3 separate regions of the Homo sapiens genome follow, and regions 2 and 3 are each linked to region 1. Evidence: chromatin contacts called from ENCODE Hi-C or POLR2A ChIA-PET data. All regions are on one chromosome and are shown on one strand. Each heading gives the region's core, a stretch centred on a gene start or an enhancer-like site at or near the end of the contact. The rest is flanking DNA. Distances are from core to core; before and after follow the strand shown.

Region 1 (4,308 bases), core at 1,079-3,578:
ACAGCTTGTCTCGCCCCCTCCCCTTCCGCCAGGCAGGTGGGGCCCTCTCTCTGGGTCTTGTCTGGGCCTGGGTCTCCAGCTGACTGCCTGTGTTTTCTCCCAAGATTTTTTGGCTGATTCCTCCAACGCTGCACAATTTGGCGCTGTACGAGGAGTGGGTGCTGTCAGGCAAACAGAGTGACATCTTTCTGGGAGACCGTGTGGAACGATGCCAAAGAATTGAGCTGAAGCAGGGCTACACATTTTTCATCCCTTCCGGTAGGTTTCCAGGGGCACTCTCTGGGCTCCTCGAGTCTCCTGCGGCCTGAGCCAGGGTTTTAGGCCCCCTGAGGGTTGCTCTGGGCCTGGTGGGTTTGACAGGCCATTGGCAGTCCCCGAGGGGAGCCAGCCGTGGGCTGGAGGGAAAAGCCGTGCAGTTTTCCCCTCACATCCCACCTGTATCTACCACCTACGGGCTGGAATTCTCTCTCCCTTGGAGAAGGCCTTGGGCCCTCTCAGGGGAGACTCGAATCCCTGTGCAGGACTTCCTGTGGAGATTGTGTGTTGGGTAATGGGGGTGGGTTTGCCCTGAGGCAGGGTCTGGGGAAGGGCTGTGCATGGCCTCAGGTGGAATTCTGGATCGACCACTTAGAGGCTGTGACTTCACTTCTTCGTGCCTCTATTCCCATCTGTAAAATAGGATTAAGATTTCCCCAGGGTGGTCATGAGGGCTGAGTGAGTTCAGATCTCCTTGCCTCCAGTTCACTGGAGATGGACTAAGGGCTTTTGGCTGGTTCCTGGCTCAGTCACTAGTAGATGTGGCTGATGACCTAGGGGTCAGGGAATTATCTCTTAGGTTGCATTAATGGAAGCATTCTACCTAGGATGAGAGAGGTGATAGTCCTGCTGTGTAGAGGGAGGGGGTCAGGCCACACATAGGAGTTGTGCTTTTTTTCTTTTTTTTTTGAGACAGTCTTGCTCTGTCACCCAGGCTAGGGTGCAGTGGCGTGATCTTGGCTCACTGCAACCTTCACCTCCCAGGTTCAAGCAGTTCTCATGTCAGCCTCCCAAGTCTCAGCCTCCCAAGTCTCAGCCTCCCAAGTAGCTGGGATTACAGACGTGCGCCAACATGCCCAGCTAATTTTTGTATTTTTAGTAGAGGTGGGGTTTTGCCATGTTGTCCCGGCTGGTCTCCAACTCCTGGCCTCAAGGGATTCTCCCTCCTTGGCCTCCCAAAGTGCTAGGATTACACATGTGAGCCACCGCACCTAGCCTGTAGGAAGGAGGTTTTGTTCCTCTTGGTCATTGTACTTTGGAGGTTAAATCAACCTGAAGTGGGGTGTGGGTGTGTCTGGAAACCACATCAGGTGAGATGTGTTTGAAGGAGGAATTGGGTTGCTTTACATGAGGAAGTGAAGGCATATGGTAACTGCAGTCAGCCAGGTGAAGGATTGTCTCCTGAAAGGAGTATAGCCGAGTGGTGTTGAAATAACTTGCTCTGTTAGGTAGTGAGCTCCCTGTCACTGGAGGCATACAAGTAGAAAGTAGATATGGATGACTCAAGGTGCTTGCAGACAATCTACAACTGGGTGGAAGCTTGGACCAGAGGATAGGAGTATCCTTTGAGGCCACCAAGATGTTTCTGAGAGTTGGGCTAGAAACTGGTCTTAGGTCTGGACATCAAGCACTAGTGGTGGTTGTAGTAGCAGTTCCTGCTATGGGGATGGGGCCTCCAACACCTGGGTGCTTCTAGAAAGTTGGGCAGAAACTGGAGACTTCCCTATTAGGGAGATTTGGCATTTGGAAGTAGCAGGGTTTAGTGCGGGGATGACTTTGTTACCATGGCCCCAGGTCTGTCCTCAGACCTGCTTGGCTCAGGGAAGGGACCGACCCCTGCTTGGGATGGAAGGGAACTGCACTTGGTGGTCAGCGTTTATAGGGGACACCCTGGCAGATGTGGAGTAGTGGAGACTCGGGAAGGAGGTGGCATCCTCCTTCTAAGCTGTGCTCAATCCACTCTGCAGGTGTTGCTGGATTGGCCCTGGATTCAAAGGATGACTGGAAGGCTCTTGGCCTTGCTGCTGACTCTGTGACGTTAGCTGGTCTCTTCCTCTCTCTGCACCTCAGCTCTCTCTACAATGGTGGTGGGGTGGAGCTGAACTCTGGGACCCTCAAGTTCCCTCCCAACCCCATCCTCTGAGCCTAACAGGCCTTAAGTCTCTCTGTCCAGGCCTTATGCAGAGCTGGGAGGTGGCTCATCACTTTTCCCCTGTGTGGGATGGTGTGGGTGTTGATGTTGGTGACTTAAGCAAGCTGGGGGAGGTCTTGAGAAGCCCTGGCAGCAGGGGTGTGGGCGTGGCTGTCTATTGAAGGCAGGAAGAGGAAATGTGCATTTGAGTTGCTGCAAGCAGGAGTCCAGTTAGGTCCTGGCAAAGACTTCTGGCCTGAAGGGTCATGCATTGAGATACCAGGATTTTTTCCCCTGGAGTTTTGGGAAGTAGAAAAGGGACAGTTGGAATTTGCCACCCTCTGAGATACAGGGGTGGGGTAGGGTGGGAGGGAGGGTGCAGCATAGTTCAGCGGTTCCCAGCCATTGATTTCATGGACCAGTGAAAAAAAACTTAGGAACAGATACAGAGTTGCCAACTTATAATTTTGCTAAAGATGGGTGTTAAGATCAACAAACCCCATGGTCTATTCTGACACTAAAAAAGTTACAAGTATAAAATGTCAGAATAAAGGATAGTACTTTAACTTTGATAGTTTTTCTCATTCTGTTTCCAACCAGTGAAAACTAAAGGACCAGAGACTGGGGTCCACTGACCTAGATTAGTATTTTTTTTTTTTTTTTTTTTTTGAGAGGGAGTCTTGCTCTGTTGCCCAGGCTGGAGTGCAGTGGCGCAATCTCGGCTCACTGCAAGCTCCGCCTCCCGGGTTCACACCATTCTCCTGCCTCAGCTTCCCGAATAGCTGGGACCACAGGCACCCGCCACCATGCCTGGCTAATTTTTTGTGTTTTTAGTAGAGACACGTTTTCACTGTGTTAGCCAGGATGGTCTTGATCTCCTGACCTCATGATCTGCCCACCTTGGCCTCCCAAAGTGCTGGGATTACAGGCGTGAGCCACTGCGCCTGCTCTTCTTTTTTTTTTTTTTTGAGACAGAGTCTTGCTCTGTCGCCAGGCTGGAGCATGGTGGTGCAATCTTGGCTCACTGCAACCTCCGCCTCCCGGGTTCAAGCGATTCTCCTGCCTCAGCCTCCCTAGTAGCTGAGATTACAGGTACACGCCACCATGCCCGGCTAATTTTTGTATTTTTAGTAGCAACGGGGTTTTGCCATGTTGTCCAGGCAGGTCTCGAACTCCTAGGGTCAAGTGATCCACCCGCCTCGGCCTCCCAAAATGCTGGGATTACAGACATGAGCCACCGCGCCCAGCCCCTAGATGAGTATTTTAGGTCCTCCCCAGGCCTGGGGATTCTCTCCAGCATTCACACCCTCTGAGCCACGTACAGACACACATCTGAGATTCGTGGTACTTGATTTGTGGCTTTGAGGAGAGAGTCTTGGGAAACCCAGAAAGGGTTTGCAGCTCCCTGGATGGGAGTTTTTCTGTATTGAAGCAGAGAATTGAATTCTGGCATTTCCCACCTCTGACCTGAGTTTTCATTGCCACAGTGTGACCTTAGGCACCTCTCCTCCTGCCACACTGACCTCACGCCTCCCAGTCCGTGGTTCATGGAGTCTTCAGTTCTCTGAAAGCTCATAGGATGCTGATGGTTTAGGAAGACTTTCATCATAAAGGGATGCTGGATTTTGTCAAATGCTTTTTCTGTGTCTATTCAGATGATCGTGTGATTTTTTAATTTTTAATTCTGTTTACGTGGTGTATCACATTTATCGACATGTGTATGTTAAACCATCCCTGGCATGAAACCCACTTGATCATGGAGGGATTATCTTGTTGATATGCTGTTGGATTTAGTTACTAGTATTTTGTTGAGGTTTTTTGCATCTATGTTAATCAGGGATATTGGTCTTTAGTTTCCTTTTTGTTATGTCCTTTCCTGGTTTGGGTATTAGGGTGATACTGGCTTCATAGAATGATTCAGAGAGGATTCTCTCTTTCCCTCTCTTTTGGAATAGTGTCAACAGGATTGGTACCAAGTCATCTTTGTTTTGTTTTGTTTTTTTGAGACAGAGTTTCACTCTTGTTACCCAAGCTGGAGTGCAGTGGCACGATCTCAGCTCACTGTAACCTCCGCCTCCCAAGTTCAAGCGATTCTCCAGCCTCAGCCTCCCAAGTAGCTGGGATTACAGGCATGTGCCGCC
Region 2 (4,308 bases), core at 463-2,962, 400 kb after region 1:
TCCCCCTGTTGCCCAGGCTGTAGTGCAGTGGCAAGACTTTGGGTCACTGCAACCCCTGCCTCCTGGGTTCAAGCGATTCTTGTGCCTCAGCCTCATGAGTATCTGCAATTACAGCCATGCGCACGCTCAGCTGATTTTTGTGTTTTTAGTAGAGATGGGGTTTCACCATGTTGGCTAGGTTGGTCTCGAACTCCTGGTCACAAGCGATCTGCCCGCCTTAGCCTACCAAAGTGTTGGGATTACAGGCGTGAGCCACTACACCCGGCCTGTTTGTTGTCTTTCTGCTGCACTCTTGCACTGGTCCCTCATGCTCTCCCCTCTCCACTCCTTCAGCCCTTGTCCGCTATTTCATCACTGCTACCTCCTCCACTCCATGGATTCTGTTCTCAAAGAGGTTACCAAAGACTTCTCAGTTGCCAGACTGGGTGGATATATTTTATTCCTTATGTTACTTGATCTCTTGGATGCATTCAACATCACTGGCTACTTTCTGCATCTTGGACCAGTATTTTCCCTTGGTTTCCATGACTTTCCTGGGTCCCATGTTCTCCTGGTTTCTCATTTGTACTTCTATGACTCTTTATCTTATCTTTCTTTTTAAAAAATTAATTTAATTAATTTATTTTAGAGACTGGGTCTTGCTCTGTCGTCCAGGCTGGAGTGCAGTGGCGCAATCATGGCTCACTGCAGCTTCAAACTTCTGGGCTCCAGTGATCCCCCTACCACAGCCTCCTGAGTAGCTGGGACCACAGGCACATGCCACCAAGCCTCGTTAATTTTTTTTTTAATTTTGTAGAGATAGGGTCTTGCTATGCTGCCCAGGCTGGTCTCGAACTCCTGGCTTCAAGTGATCCTCCTGACTCAGCCTTCCAAAGTGCTGGGGTTACAGGCATAAGCCACTGCATCCAATCTTTGTCTTATCTTTCTCTGGCTCTCTTCTCCCTGTAAATATCAGTTCCAGCAAATTGTCTCTCAGCACTTCTTATGATTCTATCAGGATAGGACAGGTTATGCTGCAATAACAAAGCACTCTCAGTGTCTCATGGCTTATAGCAGTGATGAATTAATTCTCACTCACACTATATGTCCATCATGGGTCTCCCAGATGGCTCAGCTCTCTGTAATCACTCAGAGATCGAGGCTAACGGAACAGCCATTGTCTTGAACTCTTTAATGAGAACTCTGGAGAGTCTCACAGCAGCAATGAAATGTTCTGACCTCGTGATGGAAGGAATATAAAGTTACCAAAAAAAAAAAAATTGGGGATTGAACGGTGGATTTCTTAGTCTTGTGAGTGTGTGGGTGTGTTTACAATTTACAGAAAATCAAGTGACATTCTTCAGCAGAAAAGGGAGTTTTTTTTTTTGAGGAAACACTTATCTCACAGACTGCAAGTGCAGGAAATGTGCCCAACCTCATGAGAACCTATTAATAGAATCAGAAACCAAACTGTCCTGTGCTGAGGTTGCTCTTTCAGTTTGTCTGAAGCCCGCCTCTGTTTGTCTCTGTGTGCCCATTGCGAGTCTCTCTAAACACTGGCTTCCTCTGTTTCTCCCAGGGCACGTGGTTCAGCAATGCTCTCCAAGTTAGGTTCCACAGTTCAAATGCAAGCCCAGATCCCCTGCCCAGTTCCAGAACTCAAGGGGAATGAATCTGATTGGCCTAATTCTTTATCCCTGGTCCAATCAGCTATGGCTGTGGGCGGGGCCATAATCACACAGGGCGTCAAGGGCCAACCTCCGTTGGGGGAGAAGGGAGGGAGGAAAGAAAGGAAGATGGCGGGAGAGAGAGAGAGAGAGAAGGGGGGTGGGAAGAGAGAGAGAGAGAGGGAGAGAGAGAATGAGAATGTGACTCTCAGAGAATAGAGGCTCCAAGGCTGAGGGACTGCTGGTTAAATACCCGTTCCTCCCCCAGGTGGGACAACTCTGAGACAAGTCTAGGCAGTCTCCAGAGGGCCTGAGGGGGTCTGAGCCCAGATGCCCACAGCCGTGACCTGCTCTTTAATTAATTAATTAGTTTTATTTATTTCCAGTGTCTTGCTCTGTCGCCCAGGCTGGAGTGCAGTGGCACGATCTCGGCTCACTGCAACCTCCGCCTCCCGGGTTCAAGCGATTCTCCTGCCTCAGCCTCGCTAGTAGCTAAGACTACAGGCGCGTGCCACCACTCCCGGCTAATTTTTGTATTTTTAGTAGAGTTGGAGTTTCACTATGTTGCCCTAGCTGGTCTAGAACTGCCGACCTCAGGTGATCCGCCCGCCTCAGCCTCCCAAAGGGCTGGGATTAGAGGTGTGAGCCACTGCGTCCGGCCTCCTGACCTACTCTTTAATGCTTCCTGTGTTGACTGCCTTCCCTTTCCTGTCTCACTTCCCCACTCCTCTTCCTGGGTCGCCTCCCAAACAAACTACTTGGACCTGAATCTCGTCCAGCCTTATGTTCTGGTGTTAAAGAGTCTGTCTGGAATTTACCCTGAGAACAATAGGTGGGTTTATAAACGGGTGTGCATGGTCTCATTTGCAGCTCAGTCAGAGCACTCTAGCTGCACCATGGAAAATGGGCGGAAGGGGCAAGAGTGGAGCCAGGGGTCTGCCCAGGGAGAGGGTAGAGTGACATGGAGGGGGACCGAAGACAGATCCCTGAAGGACACCAACACCAAGGAGACTAAGCTGAGGCAGAGTAGGGAGGAGAGGAAAGCCGAAAGACAGTGAGTCCCCAGAGGCCATGGGGTGAACACTTCACAAATAAACCGGTGACCACGGAGATATTAAGAGCGATGGTAAATCTGTGTAATTAAAGCAGCTCTAGTAAGGGAACTGACAGACACATTATTGGAACAGGGTGGAGTCACGTATTAAACACAAAGATAGGTGCAGACCGGGTGCGGTGGCTCATACCTGTAGTCTCAGCACTTTGAGAGGCCAAAGCAGGAGGATTGCTTGAGCCCAGAAGTTTGGGACCAGCCTGGGCAACATGGCAAAACCCTGTCTCTACAAAAAATAAAAAAATTAGCCAGTTGCGGGAGTGCACACCTGTAGTTCCAGCTTCTCGAAAGGCTGAAATGGGAGGATCCCTTGACCCTGGAAGGTCAAGGCTGCAGTGAGCCAAGATTATGTCACTGTACTCCAGCCTGGGCCACAGAGTGAGACTCTGTATGCAATAATGAAAAAAAAAAAAAAAAGAGTAGGAACTTAGTGTGCAATAAAAGCATTTAAATCAGGGGAGAAAGAAATTTCTCCAAATAGGATCTTTAAACAATTGGCTGCTCGTTCAGGGGAGGTCAGAGGAGACAGGAAAATGTACTCAAACTTTACAGATTTGCAAAGGTGTGTAACTATTTAAAATGTGATAGAACTGCCATGGGTAAACTGAGTCCTTTCCCTACTTTGTGTCAGTTGCAAAGAAAGAACACAAATTGGAGGGTTGCGGGGAGGAAGGCAAGCAGGATTTATTCTTTGGCCAGAGAAGGAGAAGGAATGACCTCTTGCTCCAGAGACGCCTCCTCCTCCCCAAGATGTGGGTAGCTGGGGAATTTTAAGGAGTTAGATATGGGGCGGGGAGGTTTGTATGTTTGTGCAGGGAGGAACTTTAGATGTGCAGGTGCAAATCATAAACATGTCTCTTCACAGGATGCATGTTTAGAAAATGGCAATTTTCTACAAAGATTAGCCAGGTGTGGCAGCGCACTCCTGTAATCCCAGCTACTCGGGAGGCTGAGACAGGAGAATGACTTGAACCCAGGAGGTGGAGGTTGCAGTGAGCCAAGATTGCACCACTGCACTCCAGCCTGGGCGACAGAGCGAGACTCTGTCTCAAAAAAAGAAAAACGAAAAAAAGAAAAAAGAAAATAGCAATTTTCTTCTCTGGGTGGGAATTTTAGTATTATAATGATATATTAATGGTCTAAAGATAGCAAGGAGTCCCTGATTCTGCGTTGCTCTGGTTTCCAGCAGGCTTTACCTTCCTCTGATAATTGGCAAAAGGTTCTGAAGCTCCCAGGCCATCTGGAGTCCTTGTAAACTAGCATACCTACAGGTAAAGAGACTGAAAGAAACTGTTTAAGAAACGAAATGGAGCTTTTGCAGCTATCTACTGCTTAAGAAAATAATGAGTGTTCAGCTGGTTTGCTCTCTCGGCTGTTTCTCCAGGACTGCCCCAGGAGCAGAGTCTCCAAAAGTGAGCAAAATCAGCTACACAAAATGGGACGTGCAAGTTACCCATATGTTTGTGTTGCACACATTTTGCATGAAAGGTAGAAAGTGCAAACAAAGAAAACTGGACACTCTTTGAAGTTACTCAACTGATGACGACACCT
Region 3 (4,308 bases), core at 459-2,958, 310 kb before region 1:
GAGTCTTGCTTTGTTTCCCAGGCTGGGGTGCAGTGGTGCGATCTTGGCCCATTGCAACCTCCAGCCTCCTGGGTTCAAGCAATTCTCCTGCCTCAGCCTCCCCAGTAGCTGGGATTATAGGCGCCCGCCACCACGCCCAGCTAATTTTTTTTTTTTTTTTTTTGAGACAGAGTCTTGCTCTGTTGCCCAGGCTGGAGAGCAGTGGCCGATCTTGGCTCACTGCAACCTCCACTTCCCGGGTTCAAGCGATTCTCCTGCCTCTGCCTCCTGAGTAGCTGGGATAACAGGCGTGTGCCACCATGCCCAGCCAATTTATTTTTATTTTTATTTTTAGTAGAGATGGGGTTTCACCATGTTGGCCAGGCTGGTCTCGAACTCCTGACCTCGGGTGATTCACTCACCTCAGCCTCCCAGAGTGCTGGGATTACAGGCGTGAGCCACCTTGCCCAGCCTAATTTTTGTATTTTTTTTTGTAGTGACTGGGTTTCCCCATGTTGGCCAGGCTGGTCTCGAACTGAGCTCAGGTGATCCACCTGCCTCGGCCTCCCAAAGTGAGCCACCATGCCTGGCCACCCCCTTTTTTTTTTTTAATCCGTATTTTAAGGAAGCAACACTATATGTTTAACTTTTTGAGAAGCTGCCAGACTGTTTTCCAAAGTGGTTGCACCATTTTACAGTCCCACCAGCAGTACATGAGGGTTCCGATTTCCACTGGAGGATTTTAAACAGGGGAATGACATGATCCGACTTTTAAAAGATCCCGCAGCAGGTCATGGTGGCTCACGCCTGTAATCCCAACACTTTGGGAGGTCGAGGTGGGTGGATCACCTGAGGTCAGGAGTTCGAGACCAGCCTGACCAATATCGTGAAACCCCGTCTTACTAAAAATACAAAAATTAGCCGGGCATGGTAGCCTGCGCCTGTAGTCCCAGCTACTCGGGAGGCTGAGACAGGAGAATCGCTTGAACCCGGAAGGCGGAGGTTTCAGTGAGCCAAGATTGCGCCACCGCACTCCAGCCTGGGTAACAGCGCAAGGCTCCGTCTCAAAAAAGAAAAAGAAAGTGTCCTGATAATGTCTGCGGGGAGGATGGATTGTAAGGATACAAGATTAGAAGCGGGCAGCAGTCTTGAATGGTGCCTTAGGAACTGTAGTAGGGGGATAGTAATAGGACAGTTTGGGGATATATTTGGAGGTGGCTGAACTGCCAGAAAAAGAGGTCATTTCCAGACTTTTGGGGTGCAGGAGCCCCTGTGGACTTTCCAAGGATCTCACCGTGCCAGCCTCCCCTAGCAGAGCCCCCTGTCTCCCGCCTAGGAGCTGAAAATCCTGGTGGACTACGACGAGAAAGGCTACCTCCTGCAGATCTTCACCAAACCGGTGCAGGACCGGCCCACGCTCTTCCTGGAAGTCATCCAGCGCCACAACCACCAGGTACTGCTTGTCCCCGGCAGGCCCGAGGGGACAGGCAGCTAGCACACTCGGTTTTCTGGGTCCTTGGCTCATCTCCTCTCTTTCCCGCCACAGGGTTTTGGAGCCGGCAACTTCAACTCACTGTTCAAGGCTTTCGAGGAGGAGCAGAACCTGCGGGGTAACCTCACCAACATGGAGACCAATGGGGTGGTGCCCGGCATGTAAGCCCCGCCCACCCCACGGAGGCCACAGCCACACAGCCACGCCCCCTGATTCTGGAACTCGCCCAACTTCCCTACTGGCTGCTCCCCTTGGGTCCCGCCCACCAGCGGACTCGGCCCCCAAGGCTCCGCCCACACTGACCACGCCCCTCGGCGGGGCCGCCCTCTGCTCCAGCCCTCCCGATTAAAGCGTGCCCCGGTCCAATACTGTGTCTGTGTTTGTGTTGCGCATAAGGCAGTAGTGCCTTATGGCAGCCAGGGGGAGGCCAGGGCGGCCGCCAGCGCCGCGGGACCGAGGAGCTGCGGGTGCCAGCGCTTTGCCAGCGGGACCACGCGGAGAGGGGAATTCTGGAACCAGGGAAGGAAGGGGACTTGCTCTGGAGGGAAAGACGGATGACACTGCTTTTGTAGAGAGATAAACGCGATTCAGACAATAAAGCAAGCGATGAGCCGGGCGTGGTGGCTCACACCTGTAATTTCAGCGCTTTGGGAGGCAGAGGTGGGAGGATCGCTTGAGGCCAGGAGTTCGAGCCCAGCCCGGTAACATAGCAAGACCCCGACCCCCCTGCGTCTACACAAATAACAAATAAAAATTAGCCTGGCGTAGTGGCGCACACCTGTGGTCCCAGCTACTCAGGAGGCTGAGGTGGGAGGATCGATTGATGGACAGAGGTCTAAGCTGCAGCGAGCCCTGATCCTGACACTGCACTCCAGCCTGGGCAAGAGTGAGACCCTGTCTCAAAAAAAAAAAAGGCAGTTGATGAGAATATGTGGAAGCGAAGATCGCAGGGGAGCTAATTTTGATAACGGAAGACCTCTCCGAGAAGGTGACATTTGGGAGCCAGCCATGGGACCATGCTCGGGAAAAGGATTCCAGGAAGAGCGAACGGAGAAAGGCCCTGAGGTGGGGTCAGAGTTTGGCAGCATCTTGTCTGCCGGCTTGATGATCTCTTTTTGTTGTTGTTGAGACGGAGTTTCGCTCTGTCCCCCAGGCTGGAGTGCAGTGGTGCGATCTCGGCTCACTGCAAGCTCCGCCTCCCGGGTTCACGCCATTCTCCTGCCTCAGCCTCCCGAGTAGCTGGGACTACAGGCGCCCGCCACCACGCCCGGCTAATTTTTTGTATTTTTAGCAGAGACGGAGTTTCACCTTGTTAGCCAGGATGGTCTCGGCCTCCCAAAGTGCTGGGATTACAGGCGTGAGCCACCGCGCCCGGCCGATGATCTCTAAAGATGAGCTGTCTTCAGTTTTGCTACCCAGAGCCCAAACCTCTGAACACAGGAGAGGGGAGAGTGTTAGACAAGGGACTCTAGGGGCAGCATCCCTGCTCATCAACTGTAGGATATGGTCCCTTGGTTCCTGGTCTCAGAGATAAAGCAGGTAGGAGGGGCCTGGTATCCCAGTCCCTGCCCTCAGCAGGGCAGTGCCCATGACCACCCACGCAGCTGCACTGCCCCAGCCTTGCCCGCAGTGAGGACTTCTTTTGGAAAGGGGCTTGTTCATACTCATAGAAGAGTGAGTGATCCTTGCAAAAGAATGAGGCAGCTGGGTCCTAAAACCCTAGGAAGGAGATTCTTTCTTCAAAACCAGGTAAGAGTTGGTGGTGGGCAAATTTGGCCTCTTTTTTTTTTCTTTTTCTCTCTTTTTTTTTTTTTTTTAGACAGAGTCTCACTCCATTGCTCAGGCTGGAGTGCAGTGGTGTGCTCTTGGCTTACTGCAACCTCCACCTTCTGAGCTCAGGTGATCCTCCTACCTCAGCCTCCCAAGTAGCTGGGACTATAGGCATGTGCCACCACGCCCAGCTAATTTTGTTTTTATTTTTCATGGAGATGGGATCTCACTATGTTGGCCAGTCTCGAATTCCTGGTCTCAGGTGATCCGCCCACCTCAGCCTTCCAAAGTGCTGGAATTATAGGAATGAGCCACTGTCTCTGGCCTCTTTCTGCTTCTAATGCTTGAGAACCCTCCGTGAGGATAAGTCAACTCAGAGCTAGGAGGCAGCAGAGCTCAATAGAAGAAAAAAATACTCTGAGTTGGTATAATGGTGGGAATTGGGGATTTTTTTCAGATTATAGAAGAAATCAGAGCTTCTGGGATCACGAACTTCAGAAATAAAGAGATCAGAGAGAACCCAAAGGATTCCGTGCAAAAAAAATACTCCCCCTCTATTCTCCTGTGACTTAATGTGAAGAAGGGAAATTGTATAACCCAGAAGGATGCAAACTAGTGGCTTACAGACCAAATGTGGCTCATAGACCTACTTCGTTTTGCCTGCATGGTTTCAAACAAATTTGAGTCAACATTTTAGAAAGTTGGGCACATATGGCCAGGTGCGGTAGCTCATGCCTGTAATCCCAGCACTTTGGGAGGCTGAGGCAGGTGGATCACTTGAGGTCAGGAGTTAGAGACCAGCCTGCCCAACAGGGTGAAACCTCGCCTCTACTAAAAATACAAAAATTAGCCGGGAATGGAGGAGGGTGCCTGTAATCCCAGCTACTCGGGAGGCTGAGGCAGGAGAATCCTTTGAACCTGGGAAGTGGAGCTTGCAGTGAGCCGAGATCACGCCTCTGCACTCTAGCCTGGGTGGCAGAGTGAGACTCCATCTCAAAAATAAATATTGGGAGGTCAAGGTGGGTGGATCACCTGAGGTCGGGAGTTCAAGACCAGCCTGGCCAACA

Evidence for each region. A loop is a pair of places that touch in the nucleus more often than their neighbours do. ChIA-PET counts read pairs that join two places held with the same protein, here RNA polymerase II (POLR2A). Pooled maps may share reads with other maps.
Region 2: a map with no recorded cell type shows a loop between it and region 1 (3-fold over the local background). The contact joins two enhancer-like sites. A Hi-C loop is called at or near these places in 2 of 37 single-sample maps with no recorded cell type and 4 of 50 pooled maps.
Region 3: a loop to region 1 is called in a pooled map, with 4 times the contacts of the local background. The contact joins two enhancer-like sites. A Hi-C loop is called at or near these places in 1 of 37 single-sample maps with no recorded cell type and 5 of 50 pooled maps. POLR2A ChIA-PET finds 5 or more read pairs at or near these places in 2 of 52 experiments (WTC11 and naive thymus-derived CD8-positive, alpha-beta T cell).

The regions. Positions count from the first base shown.
Region 1 is chr12:121,528,756-121,533,063 of GRCh38, reverse strand. It overlaps KDM2B (lysine demethylase 2B), which reads left to right. Exons shown (of 23, transcript NM_032590.5): 8 at 105-258. Among named protein-coding and RNA genes, the nearest start is that of KDM2B-DT, 50 kb to the left of the region's middle. RefSeq lists an enhancer at 3,065-3,566. Within about 2 kb of position 2,328, at least 23 of the 41 ENCODE cell types and tissues checked have a DNase peak (open chromatin) inside an H3K27ac peak, as active enhancers do.
Region 2 is chr12:121,126,480-121,130,787 of GRCh38, reverse strand. It overlaps LOC105370032 (a long non-coding RNA gene), which reads left to right. Exons shown (of 4, transcript XR_001749352.3): 3 at 3,947-4,028. Among named protein-coding and RNA genes, the nearest start is that of P2RX7, 4.2 kb to the left of the region's middle. RefSeq lists an enhancer at 1,508-1,802. Within about 2 kb of position 1,712, at least 29 of the 41 ENCODE cell types and tissues checked have a DNase peak (open chromatin) inside an H3K27ac peak, as active enhancers do.
Region 3 is chr12:121,837,056-121,841,363 of GRCh38, reverse strand. It overlaps HPD (4-hydroxyphenylpyruvate dioxygenase), which reads left to right. Exons shown (of 14, transcript NM_002150.3): 13 at 1,316-1,432; 14 at 1,526-1,837. The coding sequence ends at 1,636. Among named protein-coding and RNA genes, the nearest start is that of TIALD, 17 kb to the left of the region's middle. RefSeq lists enhancers at 505-1,174, 1,846-2,516 and a silencer at 1,684-1,883. Within about 2 kb of position 1,708, at least 16 of the 41 ENCODE cell types and tissues checked have a DNase peak (open chromatin) inside an H3K27ac peak, as active enhancers do.